Regions from separate parts of the Mus musculus genome. Here region 2 is linked to region 1. Evidence: chromatin loops called from intact Hi-C (ENCODE). Cell type or tissue: left cerebral cortex. All regions are shown on one strand.

What was found. Hi-C counts contacts between places; a loop is a spot of excess contacts. Peaks named below come from ENCODE experiments on the same cell type or tissue, not always from the same donor. Only the 100,000 strongest peaks of a DNase experiment are listed, where the experiment ranks them.
Region 2: it touches region 1 in a loop (4-fold over the local background); 14 of 42 quality-filtered maps call a loop at or near these places.

What each region holds. Positions count from the first base shown.
Region 1 is chr6:98,929,566-98,937,565 of GRCm38, forward strand. It overlaps Foxp1 (forkhead box P1), which reads right to left. Exons shown (of 19, transcript NM_053202.2): 18 at 5,709-5,875; 19 at 1-669. The coding sequence ends at 525. Among named protein-coding and RNA genes, the nearest start is that of Gm38865, 200 kb to the right of the region's middle. In left cerebral cortex, no CTCF peak of the experiment used is centred here; DNase peaks (open chromatin) are centred at 4,931, 7,029 and 7,420; H3K27ac peaks cover 865 bases.
Region 2 is chr6:98,520,572-98,528,571 of GRCm38, forward strand. Gm32783 (a long non-coding RNA gene) reads left to right here. Exons shown (of 3, transcript XR_377905.2): 3 at 1,106-1,370. Among named protein-coding and RNA genes, the nearest start is that of Gm32783, 6.9 kb to the left of the region's middle. In left cerebral cortex, a CTCF peak has its summit at 4,887 (motif pointing right); DNase peaks (open chromatin) are centred at 4,911 and 5,605.

The DNA of each region.
Region 1 (8,000 bases):
AAAGGCAGTGGTATCAACATGCAGCGCTGTGCAAAAAGGTCGTCCACTGGAGTCTTGAACTCGGGCGAAGGCTTGGTCTGCAGCGCAGGTACGTGAGCTCAGTCGGGTGTCCTCGGCGCCCGCCCAGCATCAGCCGGGCGAAGCTGCAGTTCAAAGTCTGCTGCTAAAAGTGAATCCGTTTATCGAATTTACAACACTGATGTTGACTCAAAGAGGAAAATCCCAAGTACCAAACAGGTCCATCCAATGCACAGAGTACAAATCCCTTTTGTCAACAAAAAGTAGAAAAATCAAAAATACTCCCAAATGGGATTCTTGATGGCACTAAGAGTTAACACGTTTCAGAGTTGTCAAAATGTAGCGAAAATCCTCCAGACTGTACAAGAAACGGAGGGCGGGTTTCACTGCTAACTTTTGACGTGGTTTCTTTTCTTTTCCTTTCTTTCTTTTTTTATTTTTTTTTTAAATTTGTTTTGCTTTTTTTTCCCCAATCTTCGGTCTCGGGGGTCGGCCCGCCCAGAGGTTCACTCCATGTCCTCATTTACTGGTTCGTCTTCGTAATCTCTGTCATGGTCAAAATCTGGACTGTGGTTGGCTGTTGTCACTAAGGACAGAGGGCCTTCAGCTTCCTCGGGGTCGAGGGGTTCTTCTTTGACGTGTATGGGGTGCCTACAGAGAAAGAGAGAGAAACAGGCTTAGGGGAACACCCGGATTGCCCTGACGCTGGTGTTGGAGCAACCTACAAGAGGTGCTACAGAGATGCCGCCCAGTGGAGGCAGGGTAACCTTGGCCACAACCACAGCCAAAACCAAGTTTTTCAAAGACGGTGGGAAACTTCCTATGACTGCTGGACATTTTCACTGCCTGCAGCCCAAGGGGTTAGGGGCCATATGAGGCCAGGGGCTTCTGTACTGCTCGGTGTATTAGCTGCATTGGTAAGAGTCTTGGATGCTGCTTTAGAATAAACTCTCTATGGAAATCATTTCTCTTGCTTTTCAGGACACACAAGTTACCCAAGGCCCTTGTGACAGTACAGTGTATGGAGCTCAGACTGTGCATTTCTAAGAGATTCCAGGTGATGGGGCTGGTCCCAGGACCGTCCTTTGGAGTACCAAATAACAGGCCCCGTAGTGACATCCTGGGTGGACGAATGCCACCCTGCAAATAATTATGTGAAATGAGAATCTGTAATACGGCAGTGGTTCGTGGGGACCACTGAGTACAGGAGGCTGGGCTAATCATGGCTTGCTGTGTGTTCTGTTTTGCTAGTTAACATGCAGAACCTGTGAAAGAACCCTCCAGAGGACGACCCCAAGCGAGGCTCTATCATTAATCAACTTCAAGCAAACACAGCAAAGAGACACCATGATACATGCTTGAAGCTCCAAATTAATGCATATTTTTACAAACTGTCAATAAGGCAAGAAAAGCCCTGCCAGGAAACACAAACGGAGAGGAAAAGGCTTGCTCAACACAGCAATATGATAAGAGAGCAGAGCCCCAATCAGAATAATAACGCTGTCAGCTGTAAACAAGGCAAAACATGAGGCCCGGCTGGTAGCCGCCACTGGGACACTCTCACTACCTTGAGAGCTGCCAACTTTCTCATTATGGATTGGGGGCTCGGTTCATCTAGAGAGGGCTGGCTCGATCACACAAAACCACTCTGATAACAACTGCGAAAAGCTGTTCGTAAATCATATTTACAACTGATCTTTTGCCAATACAAATGACTTTCTGTTGCAGGGGGCTTTTGATATGTAAAAGAACCATTCAAGTTAAAATGCACACATCTCCCAGACAGGCTGCGAGTGGGAGGGACTTATAATGGACATTATCAAGTATTAGTAATAAGAGGTGGTACTGGGGATGGCTGGCTTCCTAAATAATTGATGCTGTATTCGGGGCCCCAAAGGCGCCTGGAACCATTTAAAAACAAACAGAGGCACACTTTGGGCTGCTCTGGAAGACAAGAACCTTCAAGATCAATTGACACTAAAATTAGCACAGCATAGAGGGAGTCTTGGGGGGCTAGATGTCAGATAAATAGCTTTAAACAATTATGCCCACATTCTTAAAAACCATTTGCAAAACAAACCCAAGCCTCCCAGTACATTTTATATGTGGGTTCCAGCTTCTTCAAGTTTTTACTAGTGTGGTCATCCTTGTTTCTGAAATAAGGCCCAGGCCTCGCTATATAGCTTGTAGAACCCCTGAATGAAAAATATTCACAACTTTTAAGAAAAAAATCGAACACGTGACCGTGAACAAGTGCAGTGTCCTTCCAGGCGTGGGGCACCAATGTAAATGGACGTGTCCCCATGCCTGTGCAGTCAGCTCGGGTCACAGTGAGTGCTTGCTTCTCCCTCTGAAGAACGTACTTTACAGCTTTTTCTTTTTTTGGCTTTTCCATTACTGTTTTTGTGGCTCTGTGTGATTCCTTCTGTTGATAGGTCAGTACCTTTACAGCTGGCGTTCTCTAATCACCCTCCTTCCCTCCACTGTTTGCATAGTACAGTAAACCACTGCTAGCCATTAATCTTTCTCCTCCTGTTGATTTACCTCCTTGGGATAAATGTCTAAGAATGGAACTGTTGGAGCAGAGGCCAAAACATCTTTATGGTTCTCCTGATTTATTGGGATATTAATTTGCAGAGAGGCTCTATCAAGTGAGACTCGATCTCAGTGTCCCCAGCGTTAATTCAGAAACACAGCCTGTGGCCTCTCGAGCAGGTGTTTGTGTGTGGGGGGGGGTGTGAGTCCGAGGTACCTTGCCCTGCACCCCTAGCTTTACTGACCACCGTGGAGTTCTGTGTCTGCCTCCTGATTTCACTAGTGAGAACAGTGACTTTGTCAGTCACCACCAACAAAGTGGGTGGAGTAATATCCAGCAACAGGAATTTGCCCTTTAAAAAAAAATTAGTTTTAATCAGTTACTGAGGGTCAACTGCTATTTTTTTTCCAGAGTAACACTTTTGTGCTTCGATGTTTGAAAGCTATCATACTTAGTACTTAATCTCTGGTTCGCAGGGTGCAATCTGATGGTGTTACACAAAGCCTTGGCGGGAAGGCTCAGAAACCCTAGAGAAAGCAGACTCGTCTTCAGGTTAAGTTCTTGCTTTGCAACTGTAAATCGCTGCTTTCCAGATCCAGCTCCAAATGACAGACCAACTGACGGTTCCCCCAAAGAGAGTCCCCAACACCAGAGACTAGTTTGTTGTCTCCGGAATGCACTGCATATTCACTGTCCCCAAACATAGGTGCTGGTGCTGCTGCATCTACAGTCTATCCCAGTGCCTCTCATCAAATGGAAGGCAATGCCACCAACTAGATCTACTGTGACAACCTGAAAACCCACACCAGCATGACAGCAAGGATTCTTCGACCTTTCCTGTAAGATGAACACTGTAAAAGGCTTCCCCCCCCCCCACTGGGCATATACTCAGTGTACCGTCTACAGTACAATGGGTGCCCCTCTTGAGCCTTCCCCCACCAGACCCACCCTTTCTCTCCAGCATCCACTATTTCCAAAAAGGCTCCTAACAGATAATGGGGCCCAAACCATCTCTCTGTTCCGCTTACATCTGAGTAGTCCTTTTGTAAAGCCATTCTGGGAACACATGAGATTTTTAACTATAGCTGACTAGTCTTTAAAGGCATTGTGATCCTGTTCAGGGTACACACACAGCACAGGGCCTTTGGTGTGGTGGCCCTTCAGGTCCTACCAGAATGAAAGTACACTGCCCGCAAACCGTCATTATGCGACTACCTTCTTCTCTTTTTGAAAGAGAAAGGCGATACCGTGGTTTGTGTGAAGAGCAGAGCGCTGTATCACAAGGCTGCCTCTGTGCCGGGCGGGCCAGCGTCCTCACAGTGGCTTGTAAGCCTTGTTGTAAAGTTTATGGGTTGATTTATTTCAATAGACTGGAACGGTTAAAAAACAATTTGCATCCTAGCAGGGTAATGCACGCTGGACAAGAATGAAATCTCTCATTATAGACTCACTTAGTGGAAGCAAGGGGGTCAGTGAGACTAACTGGCTGCTGTACTGACTACACAGGGAGGCTGTTGTCGGCACAGGGGACCTCAGGGCACGGGGCGCAAACCTGCCGTGTGGGCATCACGTCCTGATAGCTCCACTCGGGGCTCTTTTTCTGTCCCTCGAGCTGTGAGGCTTTTGCTTTGCTGCACATTAAGATGGTGGCTGCATGTTTGCTACGTCTGCAGTTTGCTCAGTCCTGGTAAGCAAATGAACTTCCCTCATTGAGAGGCTTCTCTGTGGGGGCCTTTTTAATTAATTAATTAATTAATTAATTAATTAATTTTTATTTACTTTTTCTACTGATAGGAAGGTAGATAGGTACTATACCTTGGAGTTGGAACTCTAAGAAAACACTGTGCCTTCCACTGGGTAACATCACATATCCTTTCTCAATGGGAATATCTGGGAGTGACTTACATTACCAACTCACAGTTTGCTCTGAACTTCCTGGATGCTGACATACAACATCACCACCACGGTGAGTATCAGTGAGGCAACAAAAGAGTCAGAGAAACAGCAGCTTGCTGTAGGGGAGATGAAATTCTGTGCCAATCGTGGGGAAGGCATCATACACTTGCCTAAAATGCTGGTGTGTCATTTTCGGGGGACTCTGCCCACAAGTCGCAAACCATCGCTTCTACCTCTAAAGACCCCTCTCCGAGCACCCAGGGCATGGGATTAAAATGCTAGAAAGTAAAACTTCAGGTTTGCCCACCATGCTGGAAGAACCCATTTATCCCCCTGCCCCCCTTTGTCGCTAGACGCCAGTTCATTCTCTCCGTACTTGTTAAAGGTCACATTTTCCATCCCCATCACGCAAATTTCCTAAAATAAGATGTTGGTCAGTAATCCACAAAGAATGTGCAGACAAGCAGCCTATTCTTGGAGCGGACAGTGGTGGAAACACTGAATTGGTTTAGTCACTTCAAGTGGGCTATGGTTTTGGAGAGAGTCCCTGAAAGGAAGACGGTCCTTCGCAGCTGGGTTCACTGCGCACTGAAGCATCTGGAATCACATGGTGTCTCTTCTGAAGCAGGGGCCACAAAGGGGCGAGTTTCAACTCGGTGGCCTCCCTGAGGTTAGTGTGGCTCTGGTACCTACCATTCACATTCATCCCAGGCAACCATGGCCCACTGCTTCATTCAGTTATATGTGCTCTCATTATCCCGCCGTCTGCTGCTGTAATGCTCCTATTAATTTTCCTTTTGATATTTTAAGAGCAATCTATAAATCATGCCACCTTTCATTTGTGCCATCATTAATGCTTGGTAATAATGCTGCGGCGAGCTCAAGTGGTTAAACTGAGTGCGTGAGCAAGTAAACAAGCTTCCTTACAGGCTTGGTTGGCTTTGCCGGGAAGCTGGACACACCGTGAGCTTTCTCGAAGAGGTGTATAGTGATTTTAGGAGGAAAATCACAGTGTGAATTAAGTAATGGTCTGAGACCCAAAATGGAGGAGACTTCTCATTTTCTTGCTGTGTGCACTTACCGTGGATGAAGCCAATTGCTTCTACGAGAAAATTACTAACTAGTCCTTGTATGCACCAACATGTGACTCCAGGGCTCCTAAGAAATCGGAAATGATAGGAAAGGTGCCCAGAAGGGCCAGAGAAGAGCCGGGAGACTGAGGTCAGGTGACAGAGAGCTTTGGGTAGACAATACTCACACAGCTTGCATAGGGGATCTGCCTGGACTGCTGTCACTCTCGTTGCTGTTGGTGTGCTCCATGGCCCCGTTCAGCTCCTCCCGGATGGCACTGGCCAGGCTGCCCAGAGTGGGATTTCCCATGGAAGCGGTAGTGTACAGAGGTATACTATTCTCAGCCATGGAAGCCTGCATCAACCAAGAGAAATCAAATGAAGCAGTAGGGGAGGCCAGTCAAGAAAGCTATGGATATGTGGTGTCTTCGATAGCTTTTTGGTTCAAGTTCGCACTGTACTGTGGCTGACAATTTCCAAGTGCTGTAGGATTTTGCTTTAGGGGCCTTGAGCTTCATTTGGTTAAGCTATCTGGGCACCGGTGAGTCTACAGGTGAAGCTGCCTGCTGGCTCCTGCCTGCTGGAGTCATATGGTTTAGACAAAGGTTTCTAAAATGAGGTGTACAGCCACTGACTTTTTTTTTTTTTTGAGAGGAACTGAGTATGAAATACAATGGGATTTTCATTTCTTTATCCATTTTGATGAGTTCTCTATTGGGTAGCTGGGATCTGATCAGATTATATGGCCACACGGCTCAAAAGTTATGAGAACTTCCATAAGCACTCAGAGGAAAGGAGGAACAGGAATCATTGTTTCTCCCCCACCATTCCCATTTTAATGATTTTTTTTTTTTGAACCTGCTGAGTGAAGGCTGACATAACCAGACGATGGTAACATCACACAATCTCTCAGCCTCAGACTAGTCATGCAGAAGTCTGGATGTGTAGAAAACTCTCCAGGAAGGAAGGAAGGAAAAAAAGGGGGGGGGGAGGCTAAATCTTATTTCCTTTATGACTAAGTATATCCATATTAAAGGTGACAAAGCCATCCCATTCCAAATGAGTGCCAGCAAAAAAAGTATGTAAACCGCCCCCCAACTCCAATAAAACCCACTCCAAACTAAAGTCTGGTAGAATACTCTTCGTTTTCTGTCATCCCGACGTAAGCGTGATGGCCACCCTGTGTGCATTGTGGACAGTTGTCACAATACCACCGGACTGAAGAAACCCCATTTGTTTTCACTTGTGCAGGGAGTGTGCCCAAGTGACTTTTCATTTTATTATTCAAGAGGACAGACTTGGGAAAAGAGGCAGCTGTAATTAGATGAAGATTTATCAAAATTGTCTTCTTGCAGACTACACTATGCCTGGTTTTCCATCCTAATGAGAGAGAGTATGATCACAAGACAATCTGGCAGAGTGGCTTCAGTTGGCCCGTCATGGAAGAGTCCTAACTATTCTAGAAAAGCTGGCACCAAAGAGAAGGTATGAGCCAGAAACAAAGGGAGAGGAGGAGAGAAGCTGGGCTGCGGGGAGTCTGCTTGTTAGTCAGCTGCAGGCTTGCTCCCTGGATAGACCCAGTGTCTGAAGTACTTCCCAGAGAGATGCCCTGAGCATGCTCTCGGCAGCTCCCTCTTTCCCCTATGGAATCACCTGCTTCCTTTTTTAAAAGTAAAGGGGGTGGGGTGGGGGTGGCACCTCATGATTTCCCAGTACAGTGACCATTTCCCACTCCTCGATGGTTTATCAGATCATCTGTTTGCATCCAGCACTTTCTGAATGCATCTTTTATAATTGCAATAAGGCATTTCTATTCTTTCTGAGCAGGGAAGTTGGCACAGTAATATTACTGGCAGCTGCAGCTAGGCTGCCATCTTCAGCTGCCTTATGTGGGACCACACAGTGGTCACATTTCCCTGCCATGTAAGTTCTGCTTGGACTGCCAGCTGAGTGGCCCTCTCACTGTGGATGTACCATGGGAATCTGCTTCCACGGGACAACTGCGCTGTTCAAGAGTCAAGATGGAACTGAGGCTGGAACCGAGGCTACCACAGTATTTTATTGGATTCCGAAGCCCCTGACTGACTTGTAGGAAACAGTTCTAGGACTGCCTATTAAGATGAGCAAGTATCTGCTTATTCTTTCTGATTTTCCAAGTATGATGAGTAAACCCTTGTCTTGGTCCCTTTCCTCTCAGACATAATATAAGAGGTATTATAATATAATACGTACAGAGAACCAGTCTTGTTCCTTTAAACAAAACAGTAGCCACTGGGCTACAGTAAGATCCTGAGACCTGGGTCACTGCCGTGTCTCTTGAGTAGTCCTTTGCAGAGTGAAGGATCAGAGCAGCCCCCAAATTATCACCTTCAAACAGGTCCTTCCTGTAGCTGATGCTCCTAGGAGCAGATGTGCCACCATGTTTATAATAGACTTAATGATAGAAATGATCCTGGGCACAGTGTGTGGCTTCATATCAA
Region 2 (8,000 bases), 410 kb before region 1:
ACAGTGTTTAACTTGAGTGCAGCATGATACATCAAGTCAACATGAAATTAAGCATCATACTGTCCCACTTAAAATTTGGCAAGTGCTTCCTCTGAGGTCAGGTGCTAAGTCTTGGCCTTAGTTTCAAGGACCACTAGGAAATCTCTTACAACAATTTGGAGTTAGGGCCACTCAGGCCATGAAGACTTTTGCTTATGACTATTGCTCTAAATATCCTCCTGTGAATCCTTCCTCTCCACACTCAGGCTTTCCAGAGTTCTCTTATCTTACTTGATCTAGACAGCCTTTCTCCATCTACATAGCAACTGATACCTCTTATCTGGGAACAACTATATGATGCTGGCCCCAAACATGATTTTCAACCTGTTTTTCATATGTATTCATGAACTCTTTGATGAGTATATGCCTAATTTTAAATGTTCTTTAATCTTGGATTTCATGATGTCACCCAACACAGTAAAAGTAGATTCTTGCGTTCATGAGTTCTCACATAATGCTTGACTGATAAAATGTTCAATAAGTGAATGAATAAATGTTCTAACCTAAGTATCACAAACTTATGAAGTCTCTCTAGTAAGAGGCCTTCAAACACTATTGAGCTTAGGCATATAATGAAGTTACATGTCAGTGGACTGTATTTATGTTCTTCAGTCAAGATGACATGCAGTTTACTGTATCAGGAGGGGAAAAACCCTGTGACAAGACTTTGTTTCAGCACATTACGATAATCCCAGCTAATCAAGGTACATCATCAATTTCAAAGTCGTTCCCACAAGCTAAAAGCTCCAAATGGAAAAATCTCCTCCATTACTAAACGAAAAAGCACAAATCACAACCTCGCTCAGTATTCTTGTCACTCAGCAGTCATTTTGGAGGGAGAAAAATAAAGAACCCATTCAAGTCGAGACTTTCTATGTTTTCCCCACCTCCTGTATGCTGCAACTGCTTTGTGAGAAATTACGTGGGGGAGGGGGGAAGCAAAAAAAGCAGTTTGCAAATAGCTTTCAAATCCAGAGTGCTCTCCTGAGGATAGGATCCTAATAGGATAGAGATGAGGCTAAGTTGCTGGATGCTGCTGCCCATTACTCTTTTGTTCCCACTCCAGGAAAACATGCACAGATCTCCTAAGGAGGCTTCTGGGCACGTGTTTTTGCTTACTGCCTAATGTGGTTCTAATAACACAAACATTCCAGCGAAGCAATGACGACACAGCGAGAGCTACAGATATTAGAGGCCCACGCAATGGAAGCGTTTGGGGGAAAGAACAGCGAATGCGTCTCTGACATTTTCTTGTTACTGTCTTGGTATGACTCCTCCTGGCCTGCATTAACAGAAGAAGAAACACAGACCGAGCAAAAGTGAACGAGAGGGATTTGAGGACAGCATTCCTCGGAATACCCCAAAGTATCCTTGCTTCGGAGGCGGTTCTGCCTTTCTAAATGCATGTGTGTGGATCAATTACAGGTTTTTTGGAGTTCTTTTTTCACTGTTTGATTCATTGTGCATTCTCAGACATGGACCAAGTATGTGCTCCTTGGGTAAGAAAAAGAACCCTAAACTTATTACGGTACATCTTACACTTTAAATTAAATTTAAATTCAGAAGAATTATTACTGAAGGAGGTTGTGTGTTGGCTCATCCAGACATCAATTCTAATGTCAATGGAGTGTCTTAGACTCTGAGTATTAGGTGAAGATGGACCATATTTAAACCTTGAGCCAACAGCTTCCATGTTCCCTGGATCACCTACAGGCATATGGCTTAGGTGGGAGAGTCCAGGCTTGGAGTGTTCTCATGGTGCTTAGCACACGCTTCTTGCCATAGCCTCTTTATTTGAAACATGGGAAGGTGCTGGCCCTAAAAGGCCTTACTTCACCATCTATATAACATTTTTGCCCATAGTTGGAGTTTCCCTTGAGGTGATCATCCATATGGAAGAGAGTTCAGTGTAGAGCATCCCACAATGGGATGACATCTACATCAAACTTGACAGCATGGCAGAGTAGAGTCCAAACTTCTAGTTGCTTCACAGAAAAAAAAAAAAAAGATGACAAAGGAAGAATAGAACAAAAGAAAGGAGAAAGGAAAGAGGGAGGAGGAAGGAGGTTAAGAGAGGATGAGGAAGGAGAAATGAGGACAGGAGGAAGAGGTAGAAGGAGGAAGAAAGACAGAAAGGGAAGTACATAGAAGAGAAAGGAAGAAGGAAAGAAAGGAGGAATGGAGGAAGGGAGGAAAGAAATGAAGGAAGTAAGGGATGGAGGTAGGAAGAGAAAAAAAGAAGAAAAAGGAAAGGGCAGGAGAGAGCTAGGGAGGGGAGAAGGACAGAGAGAAGGGAAAGAATTTCTCATTTCCCAATTCCACCCTGAATTAAGGTTACTCACACTTGTGATCAAACTCTCTACGGAACACAGAGTCTATCACAACATTCCCTCTCAGGGCACATTCCTCCTGCTTTGGGGTTAGTGCTTTTAAAAGCTGTTACCTTTTTCCTACCCTGAACATACACACACACACACACACACACACACACACACACACACACACACACACACACATCTTTCTGCTCTGAAATACCCAAGCTTGTCTTTGCATATGAATATCCCCTGCTCAGAGGCTTCTATTCTCAAAGACTCAGATAATACTCAAGTATCCCTCAGCATTCCTGAGCAGGGTGCCTGGGGCTGTGAAGATTTCAGTTTAGTTTGCCTGTGTCGTTATTACCTGTTTGCCTGTATTCCCTTGGCCTGGTGCAATGGCAGTCGCCATGGTGAGTTAGGGACATCAGCTGCTTCATGCTAAGCTCCTCGGTGCACCTGCCTACCTAAAGAAGAAAGCTACGGTGATGCATACGTAATTCTGAGTGTTCCCAGAAAGAGACGTGAGCAGAGCTGTTGGAGTTTCTCTAGATTTCCAAGCTGCTCAGTCACAAGCAGGTGAGTCTTGTACGCCATCATATGTTTAAGAGCTGTGTCTGTCATCATGCATTCAGTTCCAGTGGACTATCAATGTCCTGGGTGTGACATGATTATACAAGAGTCTTTAACTCACTAATCAATCACAGAAAATACACTTGACCAATAGACACATTTCTCATTTGTTAAGTATTTGAATATTTTGAATAATATTTGGCCCAGCATTGCCAACTATGGAGAGATAGTGAGCTATACTTTGGTTCCCTGGAACTAAGTACACATTGAAAAGCTGTGTGATCCTGGCTGGTTCAGTTAACCTCTCTGAGGCTCTACTTTCTTGTGTGTGAAATAAGAGATGACAATACAACCAAGGCATACACTATAATGAGAATACAAGGAGTTTCAGAAACACAGCGTGCATGAGAGTGAGGTCCTCCCTGCCCCTGGAAGGATGGGCAATTAGGATCCTCTCAGGTCAGTGCAAGCATACAGCATCCCCTTCACTACAACAACGGGGAAACAATACATTTTAGGATGATCATATAGTCTTCCCTACTTCTTCAACAATGGGACCGAAGGATGAAGTGACATGGCTTGAATGTTTGTCACATTCCACTGGAAGAGAAAAGAATCACAGAATTAACTAACCCGTGTGCTGCCAATAGAGCACCGATTACTGTTTGTCAAGAGTGTGGCTTTGGATCATTTCATTTGCAGATTCGTTCTGTATATGCTTTTCTTCCGTCAAACCAAAATAAGGGAAGAAAGACTAATGATTAAAATACAGGACTACAGAGTGATATTTAGATTACTGTGGTATCTGACTTTCATACAGTTCAACTGAAAATGTTTCCCCTGCATGGAAAAAAAGTAATGACTTAATAGGGACTGTAAAAAAAAAATCATTGAAAACTGAATTAAATCTCAGATTATTTGTCTTCTCGCTGAATTCAGGGTGTTTTTTTTTTAAGGCCTTTAATTAAAACCCTAAATTTGGTTTTCTCTTCCATCTTAAATAAGATTTTTTTTTTCTACTCTAAGAGTAAAATCATCTTTTTTATTAATGGATTGTTGAGACATTTCCACCATTCGTCCAACAGCTGAATAATAGGAAGAGGGATGTCACTGAACGTGTGCTGCTGGGATATCAACAAGTCCTGGGGCTGGGATGCTGAAAGAATCCCCACATCCATTTGACTGACCTCTGTGGCCAGCCTGCACAGAGCATCTCCATGGGCAGTTGTCTGTGACCACAGATGGATGCAGTGCAGAGACACAGTCCACACCAGCCTGCGGGAAGGTGGTTTATAGGAACACATTGTAGCAGGGAAGTCAAGCCGGGCTCTTCTAATGCAGCCAAATCAAAAAGCACTATAAATCTCCCTGGGAAACAAGTTTATAAACTCAAGTTATGTTTAAATAAACACTTGAAGTTGAAATGCTGGACAGAACCCCAGAATATGTCCAGTTTTTTTATTTTTATTTTTATTTTTTTTAACTCATCCTTTTCTTTTCTGGTGCTGCATTTAATTCTATGACAATTAACAGATTTCCCCCAATTTTCTTGAAACATAATGACAAAATTTCACAAAACGTGAACAGAACTCCCCGGGGTTTTTTTTTTTTTTAAACAACTAAGACGGCATTATTCCGACTAACTTCTAGTTTAGTATTTAAGTCTGCCATGCTTTGTGCCTGGCTTGCGTGGCTGTGGGTGTGGGTGTGTACACACGTGTGTGTATCGAGAATTTCTTGAAATATAGTGCAAAATCATTTGCAGACTCTTTATAGATCTCCTTTGGTTAAAATAATTTTTCCTGACTAAACTCTATTAATATTTAATCTGCTCCACATGCATGTGTGTCTGGTTCTCTTATTGACAAGGCTCATAAATTAGGGGCTGGTTCAGGGGAAAAAAAGAAAAAAAAAAAAAAGACTCACTACTTTGAGACCGTCCACAAGGCGGCAGTAGAGCATCACTTCCCCCCAGATGCCATGAATCTCTCCGAGTTCCTTTTCTAAACATTTGGATGCCATATCTGCCCGAATACTAGTAAAACCTACTCTGGCTTCAAATTTCTGTTTTGCCATTCAAATAGTTTTTATTAGTAAATGTAAGCTAGTCGCAATGGAACCGTTAATTAGTTTTTCCCTGCTCACAGAAGGAGGAACCTTTAAAGTTTGGGTGTCATGTATTGCTGTTTGTGCAGTGCCCCTTTCTTCTCCTCAGCCTTACCCTGGATCCTTAGGAAATTTTGATGAGATCCTGTTATCTGACCATGAAACTTCGATTCACACACACAACACACACACACACACACACACACACACACACACACTTCCTAGTTCTAAAGGTGTTATCCTGTGATTTTTTTTTCCCTCCTCGGCTCCCAGATAAAATGTAGCATTGGATGTTACTATTTGCTTAGCAGATGTGGCGACAGACTGTGGCTCCACTGGACACCGTACTTGAATAGTATGTCTTCATGGGTCAGAAAGAAATGTCACGAAGAGAACTGAGAGCTGCAGCAGAAGTTTGCAGGTAGATTTCCACCCACCAAGGGGCCCTCCACCTGCCTGGGCAGTGCACCCCTAACATGGTGTACACCTGAGTTTGTACTATGACCTCCTGTGTCAGACTACCCAAGTGTGCATCTGAATGCACGCCTCATACATGACAAAGAGATGGGAGGCCATAGAGCGCGGGCTGACCTTGGATCTTTCAACGACTTTCTGCTGCCAGTATCGTGGTGGCCCTGAGGACGAGACTGCCAGACTCTGATCTGACATAATATGTCATCCTGTCAAATGCACGCCATTCCTGGAATGAAACATAGGTATGGATACATGCATGGTAGAGAGACAGAGAGAAGACGGTTAGCAAAACAAATTCAAAATGCTATTCCGTAGAGCAGATCTGAGCCACAGTGTCTGCTGTCTGCTTTCTCAGGAAAACTGCAGGGAACATGGCTGGACCAAAAATGTCAGAATGGATTGGAGTGTTTTGCCAGTGGAGGCACAGCATATTTGCTTGTACACATGAGTACACATGTGCTTGCCACATCAAAGCAAATTATTTATGAAGTATCATCTGGCAAGACGCAAGGATCAGTGATAACGGCACACACATGCACACACGTGCACAGACGTCTCATTGTGCTGGGTAAAAATACCCAAAGCCTAACGCCTTCAGGACTGAAGATTGTTTTGCAGGCAATAAAAGACATTAAAGTTCTGAGTGATTTTAACAGTCAGAGGAACAGTGTCCTCCTTAAAATGTTCTAAATGGAAACATATATCATCTCTGCAGCACTTAATTTTTAAAGATGTATGTACCAGGAACTGCGCTAGGGAGGGAGGTGGGACATCTTTATTCCATCTCACAGTTCACACGCAGTGTTAGAGTCATGTAAAGACACGGGCTTTTTTGTGTGACCGAGAGCAGTGCTCACTGAAAGAACTTCACCACTGAATGCGACGTCAAGTGTAATGACACGATGCTTTTCCTTTAAGAAGAGCGCATTGATTTTAGACGCGCTGAAACTTCGGAGTTTCCGAAGTGTGTTTGGGTTAAGGTTATGTCGTCCTTGACAGCATTCAAAGAAAGGTTTGAATTGTTGAATAACCACCTTTCACCCATCCCTAATTGTAATTTAAATGACAATATGCTCTCAATCAATAGCTCTTTGTCACACTTTGAAGATCAAGGGATGAGATTTCACCCCGTGAGTTTACCAGGCAGAAAAAAAACCTTCTTGTTCATAACCCTAAAGAAGCATCAACTTTGGTACCTGCTTCCCTTCGCATCGCTTAGATGCAAGTCTAAAAGAAAACGATCCAAACTCTTTATTTTTCCCATTTTGCTCCCAGCCAGATATCATAATAAAAATATTGCCAATTAAAAAGACTGAATTATCTTCATGTTTAATGTCACCAGATTACCCTCAGCCATTGTAATGTAATAGCCAGTCTTCTCAACATTTGCTGTATCGGGGGCAATGTAGCAAGAGTTCTCGTGATTGCTTTTGGCTTGGTTTGGTTTTTATTTTTTGCTTTTTGGTTTTTGTTTTTATTATTTCTCCATGTCAGTCTTTGAGAGGGAAGCCCTGGATTCTGACATCAAGTTTACTATATGGACGCATGCTTGTCATGGAACTGGGGGGGGGGGGTCTCTTCCCTGGACTACTTTTCTACAAGCATCTTATGGCAATGGTAATAATGACACTTGTTACGTGATGCGTGCGTGTGATTTACTGAGCTAATCTTTATTTCCACAGAGCAAATGGAGCTCAGAGAGGGTGTGTCCGTCTCTCTTGTCTCAGTGCTAGAGAACAGAGCTTGGGTGGAGGGGATTCCGAGACTTCTCAGCATTCAACACACCTCGCCTTCTGACTGAATGGGACTGTCTCTTTTTCCCCAAGTCCCCTCCAGAAATTGTAATTCTGTCATTGTATCTTCATGCATGTTCTACGATAACACGAAACTGCATTCATCTCAGAGAACAGGCTTCGCACATATAAGCAGACACTTGGACCCTTTTTAATCTGTTCCTTATGAAGAAGTCATTCCCCCACTGCCGAGCACATGCGTAGTTTTGTTAGTTCATTTTAAGGATAATAGATTGACCTGGCTGGCCAAGCCGAGTTCTATTCAGGTAAAGGAGAAGTCACCTACGACAGAGCTCACAGTTAGTTTTGAGTACCCAGACTGCTAGGGCGGGAGATGAGCTTGAGTCTGACACAGACTTGTGGAGAGTCTCCAGGATGTGTTGTTTTGCTACCAGTAGCCAAAGCTAATGATGATAATGAAGCCTGGTAAAGCTAATGATAATCAAAGAGGCTGCTTGTGTGTTAATATTTGTGTCTTACTGGGCAAGAGACAGGGTTAGCCATTAATGTCTAGATGGGTTTTCTCCAGCTCATCCAGGGTGTCTGGCATTGATTCTAAAATATGAATTATTGGGAAATTTTACATGAAAATTTTGCTAAGCTTGCAAACAGAAATCCTTTGGAAACGTAGAGATTCTGGAAACAGTGTTTCCCAGAAGTTGGCTAGAGTATGTCACAGATGTCTTCTTTTGAAGACCAG